Linked DNA regions of Homo sapiens: region 1 is linked to region 2. Evidence: read pairs that join two places in POLR2A ChIA-PET (ENCODE). Cell type or tissue: GM12878. All regions are shown on one strand. Each heading gives the region's core, and the rest is flanking DNA. Links, peaks and the distances in the headings are about the cores only.

Region 1 (12,765 bases), core at 5,614-8,113, 400 kb after region 2:
TGACTGTGGTAGTATTAATCGCAGAATCCTCAACAATAATAGTAGAGTGAAAAAACAAAATGTCAAGATTGTAACTGAGCTATTTACTGATCTAGTTGTAGTTAATCTCTTGATAAAAGAAGTTGGAGTAGGTTTGTGTAATAGTTGAGTATGATGTTTATTACTTTTCAGCCATCCCTTTAATAATAGATGAATGAGTACCTTTAAAAAGAACCATGTTGTTTTTCAATACTACTGGACTATAACGAACATATCATCAATGCAGAAAATACAGTAATTGTAAAATCAAATAGTTTTAGGTTTAGCAGTGAAATAGCTCTAGGTATCGTTAATTTTTTTTTTTCTTTTGGCAGTATCAACATTGTGTTGATACTGAAGAATGCATTTTCTGGAAAGACAGGGATAATCAATTTTCTCCCAGATTCAATGGGAGAAAATCATACTCAATATGAACTGTATATTGAGAAGTTAAACATGCCAAGTTTTTACCATATTTTGTTTTCACTAATACATATGTAAATCTTAATTTATTTTTAAAAGACACAAAATGCCTATATTTTATCCACATTATTCTTAGAATTGATCATGTCCGCTTTAACAAATTTCTATTTTAATAAAAATTGGATTTCATAAAACTACACATTTTATAAAACAAAAATAATTCTTGCTAAACCAGCAATAAAGAAACATATTTGTTTAGAAAGTATATTTCCAACTGAACGAATTAGCTTGTCTCTCCATTGACCAAAGACAGGGTTAGAGGTGTTGTTAAGATCCTTTCTTTTTTTGTTTTTTTTTTTTTTGAGATGGAGTTTTGCTCTTGTCCCCCAGGCTGGAGTGCAATGGCACGATCTCGGCTCACTGCAACCTCTGCCTCCCAGGTTCAAGCAATTCTCCTGCCTCAGCCTCCCGAGTAGCTGGGATTACAGGCACACGCCACCATACCCAGCTTGTTTTTGTATTTTTAGTAGAGACAAGTTTCACCGTGTAGGCCAGGCTGGTCTCGAACTTCTGACCTCAAGTAACCCGCCCGCCTCAGCCTTCCAAAGTGCTGGGATTACATGTGTGAGCCACTGTGCCTGGCCAGGATCCTTTCTAAACTTGTTGAATTTTGGCCAAGTGTGGTGACTCACTCCTCTAATTCCAGCACTTTGCGAGGCAGAGGCGGGCGGATCACCTGAGGTCACGAATTCCAGACCAGCCTGGCCAACATGGTGAAATCCTGTCTCTACTAAAAATACAAAAATTAGCTGGATGTGGTGGTGCACACATGTAATCCCAGCTACTTGGAGGGCTGAAGCAGGAGGATCACTTGAACCGGGGAGGCAGGGGTTGCAGTGAGCTAAGATCACGCCACTACACTTCAGCCTGGGCAACAGAGCGAGACTCTGTCTCAAAAAAATAAAAATAAAAATAAATAAACTTACTGAGTTTAATTTTAGAGCTTGGCTAAATGACAAAGGAAGAGGATAAAGGAAAGGAACAAAGAAAGACCAGGCCATAGCTTTAATCTCTGTGATCAGACAGCAGTGTTGTGGCAGGGTGTTGGAGAGGGGAGGAACTTGGTATTAATAATATTTGTAATCTGCAATTTTCCCCCAAAATGTCTTTGGTTGATTATTTCATTTAAGGTAACATTTTGACTTCAAAATAGTTTACATCAACAGTATTTGTCAGTCTAGATTTAATCAACAGTTTTAAATAATTGGCTGGATTCTCAACCTTGGATCTTTTCCTAGAAAAATGTTTCCTTCCACATAGTGAACCTGATTTTGAAAAAAAGATATGGGAGATTATTTCTCCAGATAAGAGAGTCTTCTGGGAATCAAGTGTTTTTCCATAATATTATGTGAAATAACTAGGTAAGACATCTGAGTAGAATATAAGGAGTGAGAGTTACAGAATATAAGAAGGCAGAGTTCCTTGCTGGGCTAGAACTGTGCTGACAGCTCTCTGGTATAATTTATTAGCTCCTTTTAGTAACAAACAAATTATCACTGGAAGCATACCTGTGTGCTACATATTATAAATAACTAATACTTTTGAATGCTCACTAAGTGCCAGGCACTCTTCTAAGCCTTGTATGAGTATTATAACTTTTTATGTGACAGCAACCCCATGAGGTCACATTACCCTCATTTTTATTGGTGAAAAAAAGTAATGTAATTGTCCTATGACATTAAACTACAAATTGGTGGCCTGAGAGTTTCAAGCAGTGTGACCCCAGAACCCATAATACTCGAGGTGGGTCCATGGTCCAGCAGTCTCTGCTGCACCTGGGAGCCTGTTATAAATGCAGGTTCTCAGGGCCCACAGATCTCCTGGGTCAGCATCTGCATTTTGTTTTATGTATTTATGTATTTATTATTATTATTATTATTATTATTTTGAGACTGAGTCTCGCTCTGTCACCCAGGCTGAAGTGCAGTGGTGCGATCTCAGCTCATTGCAATCTCCGCCTCCTGGGTTCAAGCGATTCTCCTGCCTCAGCCTCCCGAGTAGCCGGGACTACACCTGAGTGCCACCACGCCAGGCTAATTTTTGTATTTTTTAGTACAGACAGGGTTTCACCATGTTGGCCAGGCTGGTCTCGAATTCCTGACCTCAGGTGGTCTGACTGCCTCGGCCTCCCAAAGTGCTGAGATTACAGGCATGAGCCACTGCCTCTGATCAGCATTTGTATTTTAATAAGATTTCAGGGGATTCACCTGCACAGTAAAGGTTGAGAAGCTCTGGTGCACTCTCTCCCTTTCTGACTGCATGAACCTGGGCAAGGCATTTAACTTCTCTAAACCTCAGGTTCTTGTCTCTGTAAAACAGGGATAATAATGCAGACTTAGAGATTTGTTGTGATGATAACATGAAACTACGTTGTGAAGAATGCGGTACTTAGAGACTACTTGATGGCTGCCCAATGTAATGGTGCTTACACATCACCCAGACTTCAAAAATATTCAATGATAGTATCCAGAGAACTTGAAAACATTCCTACCCCAAAGACACTTTCCACTGCTGAACAGTTGAGTGACTTAATGTTTGCAGAGACTCTTTCTTTTTTAACGTTTGAATATTCAGTAGCAACTTCTGGCTCCAAGTTTAATGCCTTTCTACTATATTGAGTTTCTTATTTTGTTCCTTTTAAAATTGCTTTTTTCCCCCATAGTATTTTGTTTATTACTGAAGGAAAAAAAATCAGCAGGAAGTTCAATGTGGCTTCAATAAGGCCAGGTACTTAGCTTTTAACATTCCTACCACACTCCAAAAGTCATTACTACAAATTACCGGTTGAATCTATCCTGAGGAAAAACAAAACTAGAAAAAATAATTTAAACATTCTTCCAAACCACACATTTATGAGTATTACCATATTTCAGATGCTTGAAAGGCATTAATTCTCCATTAAGGGAAAAGCATTTTGCTATTGGCAACATTAAAAACTCAGCTTTAAAATTTGAAAGCTCTACTGTTTTGGATTCACAGTTGAGCAGTATTTTTGTCCTTATAATAACAACTGCAAAGTGCTTTATACTCACCTTCTTTCAAGTAAATCTACAGAAAATCCGATTGTTTCCAACGTTTGTAATGCAAAATTATTTTTGTACTTATAAAATACATCATGCCTATAGAAGATAATATAAAACATATATATGTATAATAAAGTGATAATTATAAAGCCATGAAACTAACACCTAGGTTGTAATTAGAACCTTGGTATATTACAAGACCTTGGTGTAGTACAAGGTCTATTACCTTTGTCCAGTCACTTGGACACTCCCTGTGTGCCCATTGCCCCCAGAGTGAATTGCTATCTTGACTTTTATTGTGATATTTAATTTCTTGCTTTTTAAAAAATAGTTTTACCAACTGAATTCTGTGTAAATAGAATCATATGATAAATATTCTTTTATGACTTGCTTCTTTCACTCAATTTTATTATTCATACAATTCATTCATGTTGATGTATAACGCTGTAGTTTGTTATAATTTTCACTGCTCTTCTATACTCCATTGTAGAAGTATTCCACCATTAATCCACTCAACTGTTAATGGGCTTTTAGGAAGTTTCTCAATTTTTGAATAGTCGGTATTGTCGTGAACATTCTTATATATGTCTCCTGATGCACATAAACATTTACCTGGGTTGTAGATTTTGTTCATGTCATTTTACTGGGAAAAGTTTCCACAAGCTAGCACCAATTTGTCATCTTTCCAGCAGTAAAAGAGTTCTTGTGGCACTGCATACTCATTTGGTATTGTAGGAGTGTTTTGCCAGCTGGTAGTGTATAAGAGGATGTCACTGTGGCTTTAATTTGCATTTCCTCATAATGGGGCTTTAATTTGCATTTCCTTATAATATTCAACCTAATTATATTTTTAATATGTAATTGTTTCTTGATATGTAATTATTTAATTAGGGTTCCATCTTCCTGGCAGTAACTGTTCAAAAAATTTTTTTAATGCTTTTTTCTATCATATTGTTTTGCTGTTACCAAATGTGGGAATTCTTTTTTTGTTGTTGTCGTTTGTTTTTTTGAGACAGAGTCTTGCTCTGTTGCCCAGGCTGGAGTGCAGTGGCGTGATCTCAGCTCACTGGAACCTCTGCCTCCCAGGTTCAAGCAATTCTCCTGCCTCAGCCTCCTGAGTAGCTGGGATTATAGGCACACGCCTGGCCAATTTGTGGAAATTCTTCAGGTAGTCTAGATACTTGTCCTTTGCTGCTTATGTGTGTTGCAAATAATCGAGTGCTTTGTGGATTTTCTTTGCACTCATTTAGTGGTTTGTTTTAATAAGCAGAAATTGTTAATTTTAATATAATAAAATGTATTAGCTGGGAGCGGTGGCTCATGCCTGTAATCCCAGCACTTTGGGAGGCCAAGGTGGGCAGATCACGAGGTCAGGAGATCGAGACCATCCTGGCTAACACGGTGAAACCCCGTCTCTACTAAAAATACAAAAAATTAGCCGGGCGTGGTGGCGGGCACCTGTAGTCCCAGCTACTTGGGAGGCTGAGGCAGGAGAATGGTGTGAACCCAGGAGGTGGAGCTTGCAGTGAGCTGAGATCGCACCACTGCACTCCAGCCTGGGCAACAGAGCGAGACTCCAACTCAAAAATAAATAAATAAATAAATAAATAAATAAATAAATAAATAAATAAAAACAAAAAGCCTTCTTGCCACCTTCTTCAAGAAAATCTTGGCTATTCTTGTCCTTTTGCTTTCTTACCTTCAAAATTAAGAGTTGTTACTACGTAAGTCTGTGGTTCTCTCCAGCTCTGAAAGGTTTATTCTATTCTATAGCAGAGCATGTTGTATAATCACGTGGTTGCTTTTCTTGATGATTCCATTGGGTCTAACAATTATTTTACCAAATTATATTAATACTTGGAAATAATTCTTCGTGGTTCTAGGGTTATTACATTAATACTTTTCTCTCTTTTTAGGATTTTTTGCTTTTAGCCTTTACCACCATTTTAGGGTAATGGCATTGTTGCTATATGAGTATTTTGTTTTTGGTATTTATTTATTTATTTATTTTGAGATGGAGTTTTGATTTTTTTGCCCAGGCTGGAGTGCAATGGTGTGATATCGGCTCACTGCAACCTCTGCCTCCTGGGCAGTTCTCCTGCCTCAGCCTCCCAAGTAGCTGGGACCTCAGGCACATGCCACCAAGCCTGGTTAATTTTGTAATTTTAGTGGAGACGGTGTTTCACCATATTACTCAGGCTGGTCTCAAACTCCTGACCTCAGGTAATGCACCCACCTCGGCCTCCCAAAGTGCTGGGATTACAGGCATGAGCCATCATGCCTGGCCGATATAGAAATATTTTTAAAGTATTACATGTGCCCAGCAGTTGTCTGGGGTTTAAAGGAGATGGAAAGAAGCATAAGCCAATGTTTATGATCTGGAAGAACACGTTTGAGCTGGGGAGACATAACAATGAGTCAGTTCTACCTCTGGCTACCTGTGGATTTAGTAGGCTAATTGCCAGGACTTCGGTTTTGTTTTGTTTTCATATTTAAAAATGAAGGGCTTATATGAGATTAGTGCAAGGTCCCTTTAGTTCTAATATTTTTTGCATTGCTGACTTAGTCTGTTGGGGTTTCTACAACAAAATATCTTAAACTGGGTGGTTTATAAACCACAGAAATTTACTTCTCACAGTTCCAGGGCCTGGAAAGTTTAAGATCAAGGCAGACTTGGTGTCTGTGAGGGCTAGCTTTCCTGGTTCAAAGACAGCATCTTCTTGCTGTGTCTTTGCATGGTGGAAGAGGTGAAAAGAGGTGACAAGAGGTGAATGAGCTCCCTTGGGCCTATTTTAGAAGGGCACTAATCCCATTCACAGGAGCTTGGCCATCATGATCCAGTCACCCTCCAAAAGATCCCACCTCTTACTACCATCAGCTGGGAGGTTGGGACTTCAATGTAGGAACTGAGGGGTCAGGGTAGGGCAGACCATAGCAAATGGCCACACAACAGGTCTTTCTAGTCCCTGACCATGAGAAGGCAGTCAAAACACAGAGAATCTACAAGGTGATTTATTCATGTCATAGTAACAAAGGAAGAAAAAACTTGGAAGGAAAGATTTTTTTTTTTAAAGAAATATTTTGATGGGTGAAAGAGGAAGTCCCAAAACATAGCTGCAAAGAGGAAATATAAGTTTGTGTTTCATTTTTCTCCTGTTGAAATCAGTTTCTATTGTGAAGTTTCATTTTCCTATTTCTTTTTTAGGTAGTAGAACCTGGACTCTTGCCATAGTAATCTGTTTTCTATTTTGTATAACATCTGAATGTTAGATTTGGTTACAAAATAACTGTGTGAAAATAATGAGAGACCAGTGATCTTTGGGAACTTTTTTTTTTTTTTTTTTTTTTTTTTAGGACGGAGTCTCTCTCTCTTGCCCAGGTTGGAGTGCAGTGGCCTGATCTTGGCTCACTGCAACCTCCACTTCCTGGGTACAAGTGATTCTCCTGCCTCAGCCTCCTGAGTAGCTGGGATTATAGGTGCCTGCCATCACACCCGGCTAATTTTTCTATTTTTAGTAGAGACGAGGTTTCTCCATGTTTGCCAGGCTGGTCTTGAACTCCTGACCTCAGGTGGTCTGCCTGCCCCGGCCTCCCAAAGTGCTGGGATTACAGGCATGAGCCACTGCTCCCGGCCCTTGCACATTTTGACTCTCAGTGAAGAGTAATGAAAGGGAACTTGTTTCCAGAGGTGAAGGCTACAGGCCAAATGTTGCCTTGCCCTAAAGAGGTGATATAACTTTCCTAGGATCACTTGACTAGTTAGAGATAAAACTATGACTAGAATTCTGGTTTCCAGACTCTGAATTGGCTATTCTCCCATACAGAAGTGTATAGATGTAGCATTTGAGGGAAGGCTCTGTGGGAGAGGAGATCTACTCTCTCCTAAATGATGAAATGATTTTATTTATGTATTTATTTATTTATTTATTATTTATTTAGAGACAGAGTCTGTCACCAGGCTAGAGTGCAGTGGCGCAATCTCAGCTCACTGCAACCTCTGCTTCCTAGGTTCAAGGAATTCTCCTGCCTCAGCCTCCCGAGTAGCTGGGATTACAGGCATGTGCCACCATGCCCAGCTAATTTTTTGTATTTTTAGTAGAGACAGGGTTTCATCATGTCAGCCAGGATGATCTCCATCTCCTGACCTTGTGATCCGCCCACCTCGGTCTTCCAAAGTGCTGGGATTACAGACGTGAGCCACCGCACCCTGCTGATTAAATGATTTTAAAGTGATGATTCCAAATGCAGATAGCATTATCCTAGGATTGGGAAGAGGAAGAACTTGCCTTTCAGGATGCCATAGAAGTAAATATGCAAAGGTACAACACGCAAAAGCATTGTCTTAAGACTGTCTGGACTTCAAGGCTAATAAATATTTTCAGGAGATAGACCGTATGCCCGTATGTCAAAAAATATGCTTGATTTATATTAATACCTGTTATAGACTAAATTGTGTTTCTCCTCAATTCATATGTTGAAGCCCTAACCCCCAGTATCTCAGAATGTGACTGTATTTGGAGATAGGGTCTTTAAAGAGGTAATTAAGGTCAGATAAAGTCATAAGGATGGGCCCTAATCCAATATGACTAGCATTCTTATAAGAAGAGGAAGAGACACCAAGGGCATGTACAGAAAATAGGCCATGGGAGGACAGAGCAAGAAGCCGGCCGTCTGCAAGCTAGGAAGAGAGGCCTCACCAGAAACCAACCCTGCCAGCACCTTGATCTTGGACTTCTAGCCTTCAGAACTGTGAGAAAATACATTTTTATTATTGAAGTCTGTCATGGCAGTCTGTTAGGGCAGCCCTAGCAAACTAATACAATACCTCTTGAATCTCTTTTTCTGAAAATGCCTCATTATTTTTCTGGATGTTTTATTGTCTACACTCAATAAAAATATTCTGTCTGAAGGCTCTTGTGCCTACTGAGCAAAGCACGATTTCCTTAACCTGAGCACTTTTGGCTCCAGCTTCTGGCTTTCCTGAGATTGACCCCTCAACCAAACTCTTCCTTCGAGAGCAGAGCCTCTTACCCTTTGCCCCTCCGTGCCCCACTAGGATTCCTCTCAGGAGTGCAGTGAATACAGAAAAAGTGGGGTAACCCAGACTGTATCCTCTCTGAGATACAGGAGGATAATTATTTTCAAGTTTTGACACATAACCTGTTATTAACTAAACAAACGTCAAGAGTATTTTGGCTAGAACATCATGCAGTCAAGGTAAAAAGTAGATGTTGATTTGGAAAATATGAGCAAGGCACATACTTATTTTCTTAGAATTAAATTAATGATTCTTCTTTTTTTCTTCCTTTCTTTTTTAATGCAGAGAGCTCTGGATTATCATTAGGGGCATTTGCCCGAAGTTATCTTGTTTAAATGTTTACACAGCTCAACTGCTTCAGATAATATTTATGATGAGTAAGCATGGTCTAATTTCACTAAATCAGCAGTTTATAAAATGCATCTCTGGGTTTTTCTGTGTGTATTTGTGTGTGTGTGTGTGTGTGTGTGTGTGTGTGTAAAGAAAAAGGGTTCTCCAGGAGGCAGAGGTTGCAGTGAGCTTAGATCATGTCACTGCATTCCAGCCTGGGCAACAGAGCCAGACTCCGTTTCAAAAAAAAAAGGATTCTGTGGTGAAGAAAATTAAGCAGTTCTTTGCCTCTTCACTCAACCCAAGGCACTTATTTTTATTTATTTACTTTTCTTGTTTTTGAGACAGAGTTTCGCTCTTGTTGCCCAGGCTGGAGTGCAATGGCGCAACCTCAGCTCACTGCAACCTCTGCCTCCGGGTTCAAGCTATTCTCCTGCCTCAGCCTCCCAAGTAGCTGAGATTACAGGCATGTGCCACCATGCCTGGCTAAGTTTGTATTTTTAGTAGAGACCGGGTTTCTTTATGTTGGTCAGGCTGGTCTCAAACTCCCGACCTTAGGTGATTCGCTCGCCTCAGCCTCCCAAAGTGCTGGGATTACAGGCGTGAGCCACTGCGCCCGGCCTTCTTGTTACGTTTTATGGCATACATTATGTGCCTGGCACTGTGCTAAGTGCTTTTTATGCATTCTATCATTTAATTCTCGCATTATGATGGTGAGGTATGTGCTAATCTATTTTATGTATCGGAAACTTAGAAACAGGAAAGTTAAATGATGGTCCTAATTAATGGCTTACGGTTGAGCTAGGATTTGAACACAGGTCTCCCAGAGGCATTTAACCACTAGCAGCGCTGCCTCACAGTCTTTAATGGCTAATATGCATGTGAATTTTCAAGAATAAGATGTTTAATTCAGCATTTCTCAAACCATTTAACACAATTTTACTTTTTTTTTTTCTGAGTCCTAGATTATTTTGAGACACTTGCTTTTCACAAATCGCACCCTGGGAATCCTTAGAAACGGCACAAAAATGGCCCAAATATATCAGTTTTAATTGGTGAAAAGGATCTTTTTACAGGAGTACAATTAAAATGCCGCCAGAGACATCGAACTCCTTGAAATTAAGATGAAAATATTTTTATATAAAATATTTAATAGTGACTGTTTGGGATCCCCTAGAAGCAGACTCTGAGATGGGGATTCCTGTGCAAGTGATTTATTGAGGGGGTCGCTCTAAGGAGCAGGGAGAAAGCTAAGCAAGGATGAGGCCTCAGCTGGAGCCTAGCTTCAGCCCCATCCCCTGGGCAGCTCTGGAGCATGAATTGCACCTTATTGTTTATTGCACACTGGGGCTGGCTCTTGCACTACTAGGTTAGTCAGTCATTCCTGCTCCTGTGGGTGGCAAGGTTGGGGGTGGAGGGAGGGCATAAATTCTTGAGGTAGTTCTTGCTGCTCAAAGACAGTTCTCTGGAGAAGGAGCAGCCACACAACAGCTGGGTCATGACTCAGACCTGCTCAGTAGGCGGTATCTGTGTGAGGCATCAGTAGCACCCACTGTATCCTCCTCGTGTACTGGTCAGATCTACTTGCTTCTTACACTAAGTTCTCTCTATCTAGGCATATATTCTTCAGGGTTCCTGTTAGGCCCAGTTTCTGGGGACGTTTATAAGAAAAGATTTGGCGGGATGAATTATAGTCCCTGCCGCTGAAGTTGGTCCTGGGGTGGGAACTGATGCTCAATCCTCCTCCTCCTCCCCCACCTCTTCATTTTCCTCCTCTTCTTCCACTTGTTTTAGATTACTATGTGTATTTATACTGGTCTACTTAACTTGCCTAGTTCAGTCACCCAGGCCTTCATCTGTGAAGTGGTCTGAGCCGCTGGTTACCATGACCTAAACAGGCTGTGGTTGCTGTGTTTGCCCATCTACAGCTAAAACTGAGTATGGGAGTGCTAATAGATGCCCCAGTGGATCACCTGAGAGCCTAATATTTTCCTCTCTACCCCATTACATAGTATCAGATCTACCTTCTCATGATCATCAGATGCAGTTAGTCCTAATAGTATGCTGACTCTTTTTTGTGCCTGTTGGTGTATTGGCACAAGCAACCTAAAATCACCAGGGGACAGCTCTAGCTTTAAATATAATGATGTTTTACTGTGTGCACAGTATAATTGACAACCTTTTGGGAACCAGAATATTCAGATCCACAGAGACTAAAGTTGCAGGGATAGGAAGTATAAATGCCCCAAAGGGTCATTGAAAGTGATGTTAAGTGGGGCTTCTCCTACCTCTGCCTGTTGTTTCCCGGACTCTGTACTCTACCTATTGAGTTCAGCATCATACACTGGCCATTGGTTTGAGGCAGTACTGCACCTTGAAGTCTAGTGCCCATCATCATGTGGTGTTACCTCCAAGCTGGTGCCACAGCTGCAACTTCACTTTCACTCTGGTAGTGGTCAGCATCTTGCGGATGGTGCAGTATGTGATAGGGTTGGTGGATCTCACTGCCATGTTTCCACCAATTCATCTCCTGGGCCATAGCAAGGGTCCCTTGGTCTGAGGCAATATTATATGTGATCCCAGTTTGGTAGATGAGCCTTTGGGTGGTGGGCTGACTGAGATACTATAGGCAAGAAAGGCAAATCATTACCCAGTCAGGAAGAAACATTGCCCTTTCTAAAGTTGAAGGGATCTGATCTAATCAAATTGTGACCAAGTGGCTGGTGGGCCTGTTTGAGGAATGGTGCCATGCCAAGGGCTCAGCATTCATCTCTGTGCTGACAGGCTGGACATTCAGCAGCAGTGGGCTTTGACAAAAGAGAGCCCATGCAACTGAGCACATGCATAGCCTCCCTCTCTGTCACCATGGCTACTCCATTCTGAGCCCATTGCACAAGCACTGGGGTGGCTGAGGCCACTGCTGGTGGACATTTGCAGGCTGAGCCCTCCTATCCACATGCTTATTTAGTGCCCCTTCTGTGAGGGGTGCTCTCTGGGGGTGGGGAGGTATTAACACATGACAGAAAAATCCTCATCCTCCCTCGGATCCATCCACATGCGTCTTCTCTGGACCTCTTTAATCTTGACTTTACAATCTTGCTTCTTCCAGGTTCCCTGTAACCAGCTAAGCCACTTGATATTCCCAGGCAGTCAGTGCATATCCTTAATTCACACCACCTTTGTTTTCACACAAAGTTCATGATCACGTGCAGTACTGGAGCTCTGCCCATCGGGAGGATGTTCTCTCTCCAGTATCTTTCTAATACTCTGATGATCCAGACACCACACCTTGGCCTGTGTTTTTAAAATTGTGTTAAATCAGACAATATTATTTTACAAAAGTAAAGCTATGGTCTTTGTTTCATCATCAACACTGTTCATAATGAATATTTGACATTTTGGTTGCCCACCATCCAAACACCCTTCTTAATTGAGGGGATTTCCAACATTAGTGAGAGGTCAGTCTTAACTCCTGCTACAGAAGCCAAGAAAGATGGATATTACATTGCCTCTGCCCCTAACAGCTAGAGTGGCTGAGCAGATGCCCCTACCAGTTCTGGACTCTTAAGATAGACTCAGTCAGCTATCAGTCACTGTAGCTGCAACCACAGAAGCAAGATCTCCTTGCTCAGAGCTGGAAGAGTTCTTCAGTACAGCAACAGTGAGAACAGAGTTGGCTGGCAGTAGGTAAGCATGGTGACAGCAGTAATGATGATGTCCTGCTAGGCCATTCCTGTGACAAGGGCTCAGTTCTTGTATTTGTTAGTCAGTTCTTGCATTGCTACAAAGAAATACCTGAAGCTGGGTAATTTATAAAGAAAAGAGGTTTAATTGGCTCATGGTTCTGCACTCTGCTCATGAAACAGAGTGCCA
Region 2 (12,765 bases), core at 5,758-8,257:
AAAAATACTGATTAAAGTAAAATTCTTAGGAAGCACCATTATGTTAGTAAACAGTAATATTTAAAGATACTTAATTGCTAATAGTTTTTGTCCAAAATAATTTAGGAATCTTTTACCATAGCAGTTAATCTGCTGACTTGTGTTAAGTGAATAGAGACCTCAAAATGACTAAATGACAACAGAATGCGTGCAGAGGGGAATTCTAAGAGGGCACTACTATGAGATGGCTGTAGCTTTGAAGCTATTCGAATGTGAAACTTTTTCCGCTCTTGCTTGTTCTCCATAAGACTTCTTCAGCTCTGTGTCTAATTCTCCCCCTGCCTCAGTGAGTGTGGGAACTGTATCGTTGATGAACATCATGCTCTGCCCAGTGGCTCTGTGAATGACACCATTGAGAGCTGTTCACCATTTCTGAATTTCCTCATTTGTCTCCCATCCCCCGCCCCTCCATGTATGAGTCAGCATCCAGAATGTCACAGGGACCTTAATGTTACTTGTTTTTCCTTATGTGATACTTTTGGGACCTTAACGTTGCTTTTTTTTCCTTATATGATACTTTAAGTGCATTTATTAGACTTGTTTGGCACACTAAAACACTGACCTGTCATTCTTTCTAAGAATTTTATGACAGGTCCTAGGGAATTTGGGTTGTCTCTTGCTTTGTTTAGTGTGAAATGACAAGAATGGTGTCATAGCTTGGTTTTGCAAACTGAGGTAGACTAAAACTTCAAAAGCAAAGCATGCATATGGTCTCTCCCTTTAATACATACTTTGCATATAAATGAGAAATTCCTGTTTTACTAGCTTAAAACCCAGGAAGAGGACCTGTTGCAAATGAAGCTTGCTTTCAAAGATTGTAGTGAATCTCTGTCTTGGCTGAAATTTGCAACCAGTTTTTTGATTAAAAATATTTGGGTGATTTGAAAGTAAAATTATTGTAACATGAATGCATTAAATTCTGAATCTTTGCCAACTTTTATTATATTGGATGAATTGTTATTTGACTATTTGTAAAATGTCTGTATTATAAATGGAAATGTTTCTTCCTATTACAAGATTAGGATTTTAGGAGCTTGTTTTCTACATAAGAAACTGCCTTGAAAACCATTTCTTTTTTTTTTTGTTTTTTGAGACAGGGTATCCTGTCTCAAAAACAAAGACCTGGCTCTGAGACAGACTTGCTCTGTCACCCAGGCTGAAGTGTAGTGGCACGATCAGATCATAGCTCGTTGCAGCCTTGACCTCCTGAGCTCAAGTGATCTTCCCACCTTGGCCTCCCAAATTGCTGGGATTACAGGCATGAGCCAGTGTGCCTGTCCGAAACCCATTTCTTTAGTATTTGGTGGATTTGTGAGGGATTGCTAACAAGCTGAAATGTTATTGTGAACACTTAGGCCTCACTTGGAAAATCTTCTAGAATTGAAAATAGCAAGTCATTTGCCAAGGCTAGCCCTAGTGTCATGGCCATCTTTCTTTCTGATTGATCCAAAGCTGTATATGGTGAGAGTTAATCCTCCCAGGAGGCTCTAAGCCAAGATAGTCTGAATTTCTAGGAAAATCTGAATTACTCTACCAACTCTCCAGCTTACCTTATGATACTTAAATGTTAGCTTCAAGACCAATCAGTCTTTTACCTGTGTGTGTCTGTACTACAAATATATATTTACGTGTGTGTATATATATTTGCTTCATTAGACGATTTTTCCATTTTCCATGATTGGATTTACATGAAATTTGGAGAAAGATTGAAGAAAAATTACTTTCAGCTTTGTGGAGTACTCTTGATCTCTGAAATGTTTGGGGGCTCTATTTTGCACATGACAGTTAGCAATTCCTCTCAACATGGACTGATGCACAGCTATTTGTTACAAGTAGACATTCCATACGCTGACCTGAGAAACCCTTTTACAGACAGCAGCTTGCTGCTGAGTAACTGGAAGTTTACCAGCAGGTGGTTTCCACCAGGGCCGGAAAATACTGACGGGCCCAGAGCAGAAAGTCCAGGTTATGGAAGGAATGAGAGCAAAGGCTGTGATTGTACGTGCAACTGTCATCTTGCTGGGATTGTGTAATGTCATGAGGCTGGGTTACGTCAATACCAAACTATGTTGCTTTCCTAGGAGGTTTTAAGTCCCTCTCAAGGGAGGTACTCAGGGTATATGCTGCTTCCTGCCTTTCTCCTTCTTCCTGTCTCAGTTATCTTGATTTTTATGTTTATTCTTATATTTACATAAGAACGGAATGTTAAACCCTTAGATAAAACTGTCACCCAATGTTGTGTCATCAGACTTAAGATGAATTGGTGTTGAGTTCTCAGAGTACAGCTCTGTAGTGTGAATCCCTGGTCATTTCGTAGCTAATGCTTAACCTGTTAGCCCCAATTTCCTCTCTTAAAATGGGAACAATGATAGTACCTATCTGATAGGATTGTGAGGATAATCCATTGTAAGTGTCATTATTCTTATCATCATTATCTAGTTGTATACACAGCTTTACTGATTTTTCCCCCCCCTAAATAGATGGCATGATTGTGGGCAATGACTTCATTTTCCTACTTGTAGAAATCAGTTGAAATTCTAGTCTCCCTTTCATTGCTTATTTATGATAGACTTGCTTTCATAGGGTTGCTGGTGATGGCACCAGTTCAAACATTTTAGATGAAGGTTTATAAGAATGTGTATACTGTTCAGATATGGGGTTATAGCTAAAACAATGGGTCCAGTGTTCCATGAATTTAAAGTAAATTTTGTTGTAGATTTTTAGTTGTTGGTTTTCTTTTGAATAACAGCCGTTCACTCTTGCACCACGCCTGAGCAGCTATATTCAGAGAAGGCTGTATCCTCTTATTTTATCCAACAAAGCAGTTTTTCTAATGTGCCTCCTTTTACATTTTCATTGAATTCCATACTTCTGGCTGGGCATAGTGGCTCACGCCTGTAATCCCGACACTTTGGGAGGCCAAGGTGGGGCAGATCACCTGAGGTCAGGAGTTTAAGTCCAGCCTGGCCAACATGGTGAAACCCCATCTCTATTTCCCCCTAAATACCAAAATACAAAAATTAGCTGGGCTTGGTGGTTGGCACCTGTAATCCCAGCTACTCAGGAGGCTTGAGACAGGAGGATCACTTGAACCTGGGAGATGGAGGTTGCAGTGAGCTGAGATCGTGCCATTGCACTCCAGCCTGGGAGACAGAGTGAGACTGCGTCTCAAAAAAAAAAAACTTGTTTCCATACTTGTTAAAATTTTTATTTAGTGCATTCTGTTTCTTAGGCAGTACCAAGAAGCAGTCAGGGCTATATATTGGGAAGATCATTATAGATTTTGGAGTGAGATTGCCTGGCTCAAAAATCCCCTGCACATTAGATGTATATTGTAAAATTAGTTCCTTAACTTCTCTACACCTCAGTTTCCTTATCTGTAGAGCTGGAATAGTAATTTCTCTCTGGAAGGATTGCTGTGATTAAATGAGTTATTGTGTACAGAGCACTAAGAACAATTTCTGAGTCATAGTAGGGGCCCAATAAATAGGAGTGATTACTAAGCTTTCGCTCTTTATTATGGGTGGGCATTGACCCCCCCTTCATTTTTTGTTAGCTAATCATTTTTAAAGCATTTCAGAAAGCCTATGCGAACTGGAGTTATTAGGATTTTTTAGATGTCTTCACGTTTAAATTCTAACACTTCAAAATAACATGTTTAAAAGTTATGCAATCGCAGTTTAACTCCTCAACCCTTCTGCCCTTTAGGCTTGTTAAACAATGATTAAAATGTCATCTCTGAAGGTACCACTGCTTAGAGTTCTTTAAATGTCACAGATCTTTGCATGTCAGATAATTCAGAAAAGCGAGCAGTGTCGCATTACCTCAGTGGTTGGCCACAGGCTATTTCACAGCTTGTAGTCTTTCAGTTCCTGCTTTATTCTTTCTGTATTTTTTACTCTTGTTCTTGCACTTCCAACCTGAAATAGAAAAGTTCATGTTACAAGTGTCTTTAAGGAAGACTGGATTAAGTTCTTCAAGGGCAAGGGTCAAAGCTTAGTCATCTTTGTATCCCAGAGCCTATCCTGCATGCAGGAGGCATTCAGACTGAAGGAAAGTCATTTCCTGATACTTGTCTTAGTCTGTCTGGGCTGCTATAACAAAAATACCAGAGACCGGGTGGCTTATTAACAACGGAAATCTATTTCCTACAGTTCTGGAGGCTGGGAAATCCAAGATCAAGATACTAGCTTCTTTGGTGTTTGAGGAAGGCCTGCTTTCTGGTTCATAGATGGCAGTTTCTCTCTGTGTCCTCACGTGGCTGAAAGGCCTAGGGGTCTTCTTGGGCCTCCTTTATAAGGACACTAATCCCTCATGAATGGGGATTAGTGTCCCTCATGATCCAGTCACCCCTTCTAGTACCACCCCTTCTAATACCATCACCTTTGGGGTTAGAATTTCAATGTATGAATTTGCGCTGGGGTAGGGGACACAAACATTCAGACAGTGATAGTACTGCTGAAGATAAAATGATGGAAAAATTCTCTTAGGTAATTTAGAGAAGTTATTTATTTTTGTTGTTCTGAAAAGGTAGTTAAATTTAGTTATTTTCACTCTTAGTTCCTCAATTTAAGATAATGAATACAGGCATGAGTGTGTTTCCAAAAACAGTAATTCTGAAAAAGTCCAATATATGGATTAGCTTCTCTTACCTGTAAAAATGCATGAGGGAATCATTATATTCATGCTTTTAATAACTTTATTTTGGGGGAGAATAGGATGGGAATACCTTAGAAAATGTTAGGCTATTTAATCCTTAAAGATACATCAACTTTTTCCCAAACTTTGTATTTATTTTTGTGTTATTAACAAATATTTTAGGTTACTCGTTAATTTTATTAATATTTTATGTTTTCTTGCTGTTGGAAATTATAGCGTTTATGTATAGTAATAAATTCTCGGTAAACTCTGTGTCAGACCCAGGAACAAATTATGCTTTAGTAAATGAGGGTTGGGGCGGTGGCTCATGCCTATAATCCCAGCACTTTGGGAGGCCGAGGCGGGCGGATCATGAGGTCAAGAGATTGAGACCATCCTGGCCAACATGGTGAAACCTTGTCTCAACTAAAAATACAAAAATTAGCTGGGCGTGGTGGCACACACCTGTAGTCCCAGCTACTCTGGAGGCTGAGGGAGGAGAATCGCTTGAACCTGGGAGGTGAAGGTTGCAGTGAGCCGAGATCGTGCCACTGCACTCCAGTCTGGTGACAGAGTGAGCCTCCATCTCAAAATAAATAAATAAATAAATAAATAAATAAATAAATAAATAAATAGTAAATGAGGCTCATTCGTGCTTGTCAGTGTTTGCATTGATGTAAAGAAATACTTGAGACTGTGTAGCTTATAAGGAAAAGAGGTTTAATTGGGTCATGGTTCTGCAGGATATATAGGAAGCTTGGTGCTGGGATCTGCTTCTCGTGAGGGCCTCAAAGAACTTACAATTATGACAGAAGACGAAGGGGAGCCAGCGTGTCACATGGCGAGAGGAGGAGTAAGAGAGAGAAGGGAGAGGTCCCAGACTCTTAAACAACCAGATCTCCTGTGCACTGAATGAGAACTCACTCATCACCATGGGGATGGTGCTAGGCCATTCCTGAGGGACCCATCCTCACAATCCAGTCACCTCCCAGCAGGCCCCACCTCCAACGTTGGGAGTCACATCTCAGTGTGAGATTTGGAGGGGACAGAGATCCAAATCATATCATTTACTGAGTTAAATGAAGGTGGCATAATGGTTTTTCTCTACCAGCGGTGTGATTGAAGAGGGCAGGCAGGCGTCGAGCCTGAAGGAGTGCATTCGTGGTGGGATGTGGAAGGAGAAGCAGATATTACAGACATTTAGGAGATAGTCATGACTTGTGACCAGTGAGAACACACTGGATGAATGTTTCCCTAAGGTAGATGAACTACAGTGTCTTAGAAAAATATTTGTCTTGTAACATAATTGAGAGCACTAAACATTTTGTATTCTCTGTCTCTTAATTGGACACACATTAAGAGTAACAAATATGGGTTTAAAAGGCAAACTTTTTTTTTTTTTAAGTGGGTATTTTTTTCCTTTTCCTCAACTTGGGTATTTCCTCTCTGAAGAGGGTTTTCAGTGTCTTGGAAGGTAATTTGCACACTATTTGTGAGGCAAGACTGCTGAGTTAATGGGGAATATGCTTTACTACTTCTTTTTTGGATCCAATCTAAATACGGAGAAAACTGGCCTCAGAATTGCCCACAGAATGGGGGTTTCCTTTATGATTCCTGCTTTTGAGTTCTTTGAATTAGCTTCACATTTCTTGTGTGGTTGGATAGACCCTCCTCCCCCTACCACTTTTTTTTTTTTCTATTTGAAGAGAAAAGATTATTTCCCCCCTAAGTATTCAAGTCTTTTTGTGCCTGAATTAAGGTCGAAGCATTCCATAATTTAAATATAATACCTTTTTGGATGCTTTATATATTGCATTGTGGAGCCAGTTTTAAACACCTGTTTTGTTATCTTTCTAGCTATAGGAGTGTCCACATCTTCACTTTATTTAAAAAGCTCCCGGGTATGTATTAGCAGATTATTATTTCTGTTCCAAATTGATAAGAAGAGGAGGGAGGTGTAGCATCAAGGGAGAAGTCTTTGGGAGTAAAAAAAAGAGTGGAAACTTAAATCAAAATATAAGTCCTTTTCTTGCTCTGTCTTCTAGTGAAAATGTTATTCTGTGTTAGAGAAATGACCAGATGAATTGTGTTTCCTGTTTCGTTTTGCAGTTCTCATTAAAGTGGGTATACGCATACACTTATCTCATGTAAATGTCAAACTGTTTGTTCTTGAAGTGCTGAGTCTTCAACAGTTCTCCTTGGTTGGATTTTGAACATCATTTCAGAATGTCTTATGCTAGATCCAGCAATGTCAGTTTTTGCCTGCTGCACTGTGGTACCTTGTGAATAAAGCAAGTATAAATGGTCCAGATTTATAATGGTTTAAGATTTTTCAACTTTACGATTGTTTCATTGGGACGTAACTCGGTCACAGGTTAAAGAGCATCTGTACTTAGGCAATGCTAGAACTGAGCTTGTGTTCTGTTGAGGAAGAGTAATCTTTGCAGATAGTATAAATTGTCTTTGAGTGTAAACTTGAAATAGGTTTCTTTCTTTTTTTTTTTTTTTTTTTGAGATGGAGTTTCACTCTTGTTGCCCAGGCTGGAGTGCAATGGTGTGATCTCGGCTCACTGCAACCTCCGCCACCCGGGTTTAAGCGATTCTCCTGCCTCAGCCTCCTGAGTAGCTGGGATTACAGGCATGCGCCACCACGCCCCGTTAGTTTTGTACTTTTAGCAGAGAGGAGGTTTCTCCATGTTGGTCAGGCTGATCTTGAGCTCCCATCCTCAGGTGATTTGCCCGCCTCGGCCTCCCAGAGTGCTGGGATTACAGGCGTGAGCCACCGTGCCTGGCGGAAATAGTTTTTTAAAAACATTAATAAAATATATAAAAAAAAGCATGGCACTATCATCCCATGAGTTAGAAATCAAGATCTAGGATTAAATTGGTTAATTTATTCTTAGTTAATAGTCACGACAGTTCTTATTCTGTGAGTCAAGCGCTCACCTGTTGAGTGACATAGTTCTTGAATCATATGCCCAAGGAAAAGGACATGTCTAACATCTCAGAATTTTAAAACTGTGTGTATTAACAGTGGCTTATATCCTTTTGCACATCAGAATTACCTGGGAACTTAAAAAAAAAGTTTAAAAGTTGATATGTAGGCTAGTTGTAGGGAAGTGTCACATTGTCTGAGCCCAGGGGAATTGTCAGATTGTAGGGGAATTGTCAGATTGTAAGGGTTGGGGACTGGGCATGAGTGGTTTTGAAAAGCTCCCGGGCCATTTGAATATGTAGTGAGGTTGAGAAGCTCTGGTTAACGTAACCCTCAGGACAGCTCAAGAAATTCTTGCACTGTGCTTTCCCACGTACATTTCAGTGTACAGGCTGTGTACCTGTGGCTGTTTATCAGGTTCATCTTCTTTAGCAAGTTTGGCAGTTTTGTAAAGTGTCTAAAGATCTTTTATCTTGTATTCTTATACATATTAAGTAAAATCTATGTGGTAGTTGGCTTTACTGAACCTATTAAAATTGCTTTTTAGCTTTGGTTATAAGCTTCTAAGTAATAAACAAGAACCATCAGACAGAAATATGAGTTACTGCTTTCGGCAGAGTACAGATTTACTTTATACTTACTTAGATGTAAACACAATAGTTCACGTATGTTTAACGAAATTCAAAGTTCACCTATGTTTAATGAAATTCAAAGTTGATTGGAACAGGTATGATTATGCAGAGTGGACAGACTTTAAAAAGTGAGATGAGAAGGCCAGGCGTGGTGCCTCACGCCTGTAATCAGCACCGTGGGAGGCCAAGGCAGGGGAATCATTTGAGGTCAGGAGTTTGAGACCAGCCAGGCCAACATAGCAAAACCCTGTCTCTACTGAAAATACAAAAATTAGCCAGGTGTGGTGGTGCATGCCTGTAATCCCAGCTACTCGGGAGGCTTGTGGCAGGAGAATTGCCTAAACCCAGGAGATGGAGGTTGCAGTGAGCTGAGATTGCAACATTGTACTCGAGCCTGGCGACAGAGTGAGACCCTGTCTCCAAACAAAAAAAAAAAAAAAGTGAGGTGAGAAAATAACCATCTTACAACTTGCCACTTTTCAGAAGCTGATAAGCTGCTGTGAGCCCTGTTTTCGCATGCCTTTATGAAATGATTGGACTGGGACTTTTGCTTCCCTCTTTGTTCCCTTCCTAATCTAGCTCGAATGGTGTAGGTCCCTAGGAATCATTTTGTTGCTTGACTTGGGTGGGTGGTCCCTATAGTATATGAATTCAGTATATGACATCTATGTCAGACCCTAAAGATTATCAACAGGTAGTCTCGGTTCTCAAAATGTAGCATAAACCAGAATCACCTGGAGGGCCTGTTAAAACACAGTTGCTGGTTCTACCCCCAGGGTTTCTGATTCAGGTCTGGGGTGGGTGGGGCCAGAAAATTTGTATTTCTGAGATGTTCAGGGTGTTACTGATGTTCTTGGTTCAGGAGTTCTGAGACTCATGGAGGTGGAGATCGTCGGGGTTGGTGACATTTGTAAGAGAAGGGTATTTACAGAAGTTGTACCCTTAAATTAAAAAGAAGGCTCTCAGAATTAAGTCTGGTCACCCAATGGACAAAAGGGAAAAAAATTCCATCTAGATGCAGAAAAATAAGAAAAATTGACTTAAAAGATTATTATTTATAAGCTCAAAGATAGAATTTTTTTCTTTTTGAAAAATTTTTCCTCCCTTTTCTACAGTTTTAATGAATTGAGGTTTGAACCCGGGACTCTAATTTTCAAAGGATTTGTTTGTAGTCTTTCAGTTTCCATCTCCTAATTCAGTTGCTAATTTTATTAAGTTCCTAATTTTATTAGGAACTTGTTTTTCTTCACTGTGCCTCAGTTTCCCCATAATAAGAATAAATATGATTGCCAGAGATATCGTTAGGTTATTTTAAAGTCTAATGAATAATATTATGTAGTATTTGGAGATCATCAAGTTAGGAAACTTATAAAAAATATGAAAAATATTCTAAACATCTAAATAAGGGATGTACTTATTCAAGCAATAAGTACATCCCTTTTTCCCAGTCAACTGGGCCACGGTAAAAGAAGCAGCCAATGTGGAGGGTAAAAAAAATAGTGGGCCAATATGGAAGTTGGCTTCATTTTGTAAAGTACTATACAAAAATGGGAAAATTTTAAAGCATGAAACTGGTGAGAAAGGAAGTGACTCAGAATTCAAAATAGATAGGACTCCACACCAGTAATGATCTGGAACTGAGGAACATTGCCTACAGAAGAGAGAAGCCATGAGAGACAGTTGAGGTGAGTGAATTGGCTCCATAGTAACATGGAAAATGGAATTACACATTTCTTTTTTTTCTCACGTGGACAGAGACTATTGTAGCAATTTAGAACTTCGGGCCCTGTTTAAAAAAATCTATTTCAAGCGTCAAATTATTGATTGCCAGACTGAGTATTATTAGTAATTACAGTTACAGCACTGAGGAGTTTTCTCATAGTGTCTGAGTTCTGCTCCTGTTCAGTGGTTGAGTTCATTGATCATTTTTCTACTCCTCATTGCACCTGTCATGCTGGTATCAGCAATTAACATTCCTCAGAAGCGAATAGAATGCCAGGCTCCATCTCAGATGTAACTCAAGAACAACAGGTGCATTCTACCTATTCTTGGCTATAGACAGAGTAGTTAGAAGGCAAGTAATTAACCATAGAGCAGACTTTGAAGAAAATGAGATTCTTTAGAATTTGAGACAAAGTGCTGAAAAGTAGCTCTGGATAATGTATTTAGGAGACATAGGAAATGGCTCAACAGGAAGGGTGAAATAGCCTTACCAGTCTGGCCTCTTTAAATTTGTTTCAAGCCTGTTTCCCTTCACTGATACAAATCTTACTAACTCTGCACCTTCCACAGACCCTTTGTTATGTGCAGCTGTTTTTGTTTGTTTTTATGAAATTCACTTGAAAAGTCATTGGACTTGAATTTATACAGTAAAAAATCAATTAACTAGATTCTTAAATTTTCTCTTCCACTTTAAATGAAGACACCTAACGGTTTGAAACCTTCTGGCTCTGAGAAGAGGAAGAGGGTCCCCAGATACAGGTTTCAATTCCTTACCATTTAGTCTGGTTCCATTGATCAGGGGTTCAGTTTTCTCACCTTAAAATAAGAGGATTAGAACAGATAATTTCTAAAATTATTTTTACCACCCCTTTTCTCTTTTCTTTCTTTAATTCCTGTGGCGTTCTCTGCAGTTTATATGTCCCTAATTTTTATGAAAATACTTAAAGCTTTACTTAAATAGGTTCAAGTGTGGGCAGATTTCAAGAGCTTAATTATCTAGGATTTTCTACTTGAAAGTGAGATTTTAAATTATCATTGAGACCTTACTTTAGGTCCTACATAAATTTCTCTAAAATTTTATAAGCATATGTTACTCTTGACTAGTAACAACAGGAAAGAAAATTAATCCAGTGTGATTTCTCTTGTTTTAATAATTGCTACTTTAAAAAAGCTTGTGTATACCTTTTGTATGTTGGGTGTTTTTTTTTTTTTTTTTTTTTTTTTTTTTTGAGACAGAGTCTTGCTCTGTCACCCAGGCTGGAGTACAGTGGCATGATCTCAGCTCACTGCAACCTCCGCTTCCCAGGTTCAAGCGATTCTCGAGCCTCAGCCTCTCGAGTAGCTGGGACTTCAGGTGCCCGTCACCGTGCCCAGCTAATTTTTGTATTTTTAGTAGAGACAGGGTTTCACCATATTGGCCAGGCTGGTCTCGAACTCCTGACCTTGTGATCCACCCACCTTGGCCTCCAAAAGTGCTGGGATTACAGGTGTGAGCCACCACGCCCAGCCATGTCGGGTGCTTTCTCTCACTGGTTGTTAAACTTGGCTGCATGTTTGAATAGCTAGAGATTTTTAAAAAATACTGATGCTTGGGCCTCACCTTCAGAGATTTAGATACAATTATTGGGTCCCAGAATATTTTTAAAGATAGTATTGTCATAAGTATTTAGTTTACGTTGCACTTCAAAAAAAATTGTAGATTTAACTTTTATGTCTAATATTTAAGGTTTTGAATTATTTGTGAATGAAAAAACTCTAAAACAGAGAAGTGGTACCTTTTCATTTTAGGTGTACTGCCTCAGCTAAAGGATGTGTGTGTGTCTTGACTCCCCATCCCCCATGCGTACACCTCTTATCTGCTGAGCTAGATGGGATGGCCTTTCTGCTTGTCTCTCATCTATGGGGCATTACACATAGTTGTCCTTTTCCAGTTGGTTTTTTAGGATTATTTGGTGTCATTTTGTCAAATCTATGCCATTGGTTTTTAAATGCATCATTCTTTTTTTTTAAATGTCTCTACAAAAGAGATAACACCACCGATTAAGTTGACTTCCTTTTTCAGGAGATGTGAAAATGTGAAAAAGGTACTTGGAATCGGTGAAATATGCTTATAATTTTTTATTTAAAAAAAGTTTGTGGGTACATAGTAAGTGTATATATTTATGGGGTACCTGAGATGTTTTGATACAGGCATGCAATGTGAAATAAGCACATCATCGAGAATGGGGTGTCCATCCGCTCAAGTGTTTATCCTTCAAGTTTCAAATAATCCATAAAATACACTACTCTTTATTTTTCTCATCTAGGTATTTTTTAAAAAATAACAAATCTACATAGGTTTTTTTTCTAAGTTTGTGTTTGCATAATCATTTTGTGTGTATGAAAAAATTGAGATAGCTTTCTATTCAATCTCCTTAGTTGTAGAAATATGACTAATTTGTTTAAACATCATTGCTTCTAAATATGCCCTGGAGGACTTACATACAAGTCATAATCTTGTGATATTCTTTGTTAGTTTGTCTCATTATGCGGAAAGCCTTATTTATTTTTTGTGTGTGCATATGTATGCATATTTGTGTGTACTCATACAGACACACACACTCTGTATGTGTGAGTGTATATTTGCCAGTGCTACCACTTCCGTGTGTTCTGCTTTGTCTAACCTTTTGGTAAAGTCTACACTTTGGGTTTTAAATAATTTTAAGGTTTCCATTGTTCACGTGTTTGCTGTTGTAGCATTATCCTATTAAAAACTACATAACCCAGTTCAGCAATCTAAATGTGCTTCTAACTTTATAT

Evidence for each region. Peaks named below come from ENCODE experiments on the same cell type or tissue, not always from the same donor. Only the 100,000 strongest peaks of a DNase experiment are listed, where the experiment ranks them.
Region 1: POLR2A ChIA-PET joins it to region 2 with 5 read pairs; 2 of 35 experiments call an interaction of 5 or more read pairs at or near these places.

What each region holds. Positions count from the first base shown.
Region 1 is chr3:172,540,335-172,553,099 of GRCh38, forward strand. No RefSeq gene overlaps it. Among named protein-coding and RNA genes, the nearest start is that of TNFSF10, 23 kb to the left of the region's middle. RefSeq lists a silencer at 965-1,259. In GM12878, for the core only: no CTCF peak of the experiment used is centred there; no DNase peak of the experiment used is centred there.
Region 2 is chr3:172,138,642-172,151,406 of GRCh38, forward strand. All of the region lies in intron 3 of FNDC3B (fibronectin type III domain containing 3B), which reads left to right. Among named protein-coding and RNA genes, the nearest start is that of FNDC3B, 110 kb to the left of the region's middle. RefSeq lists enhancers at 1,874-2,697, 3,886-3,935. In GM12878, for the core only: no CTCF peak of the experiment used is centred there; DNase peaks (open chromatin) are centred at 6,810 and 7,964; H3K27ac peaks cover 2,500 bases.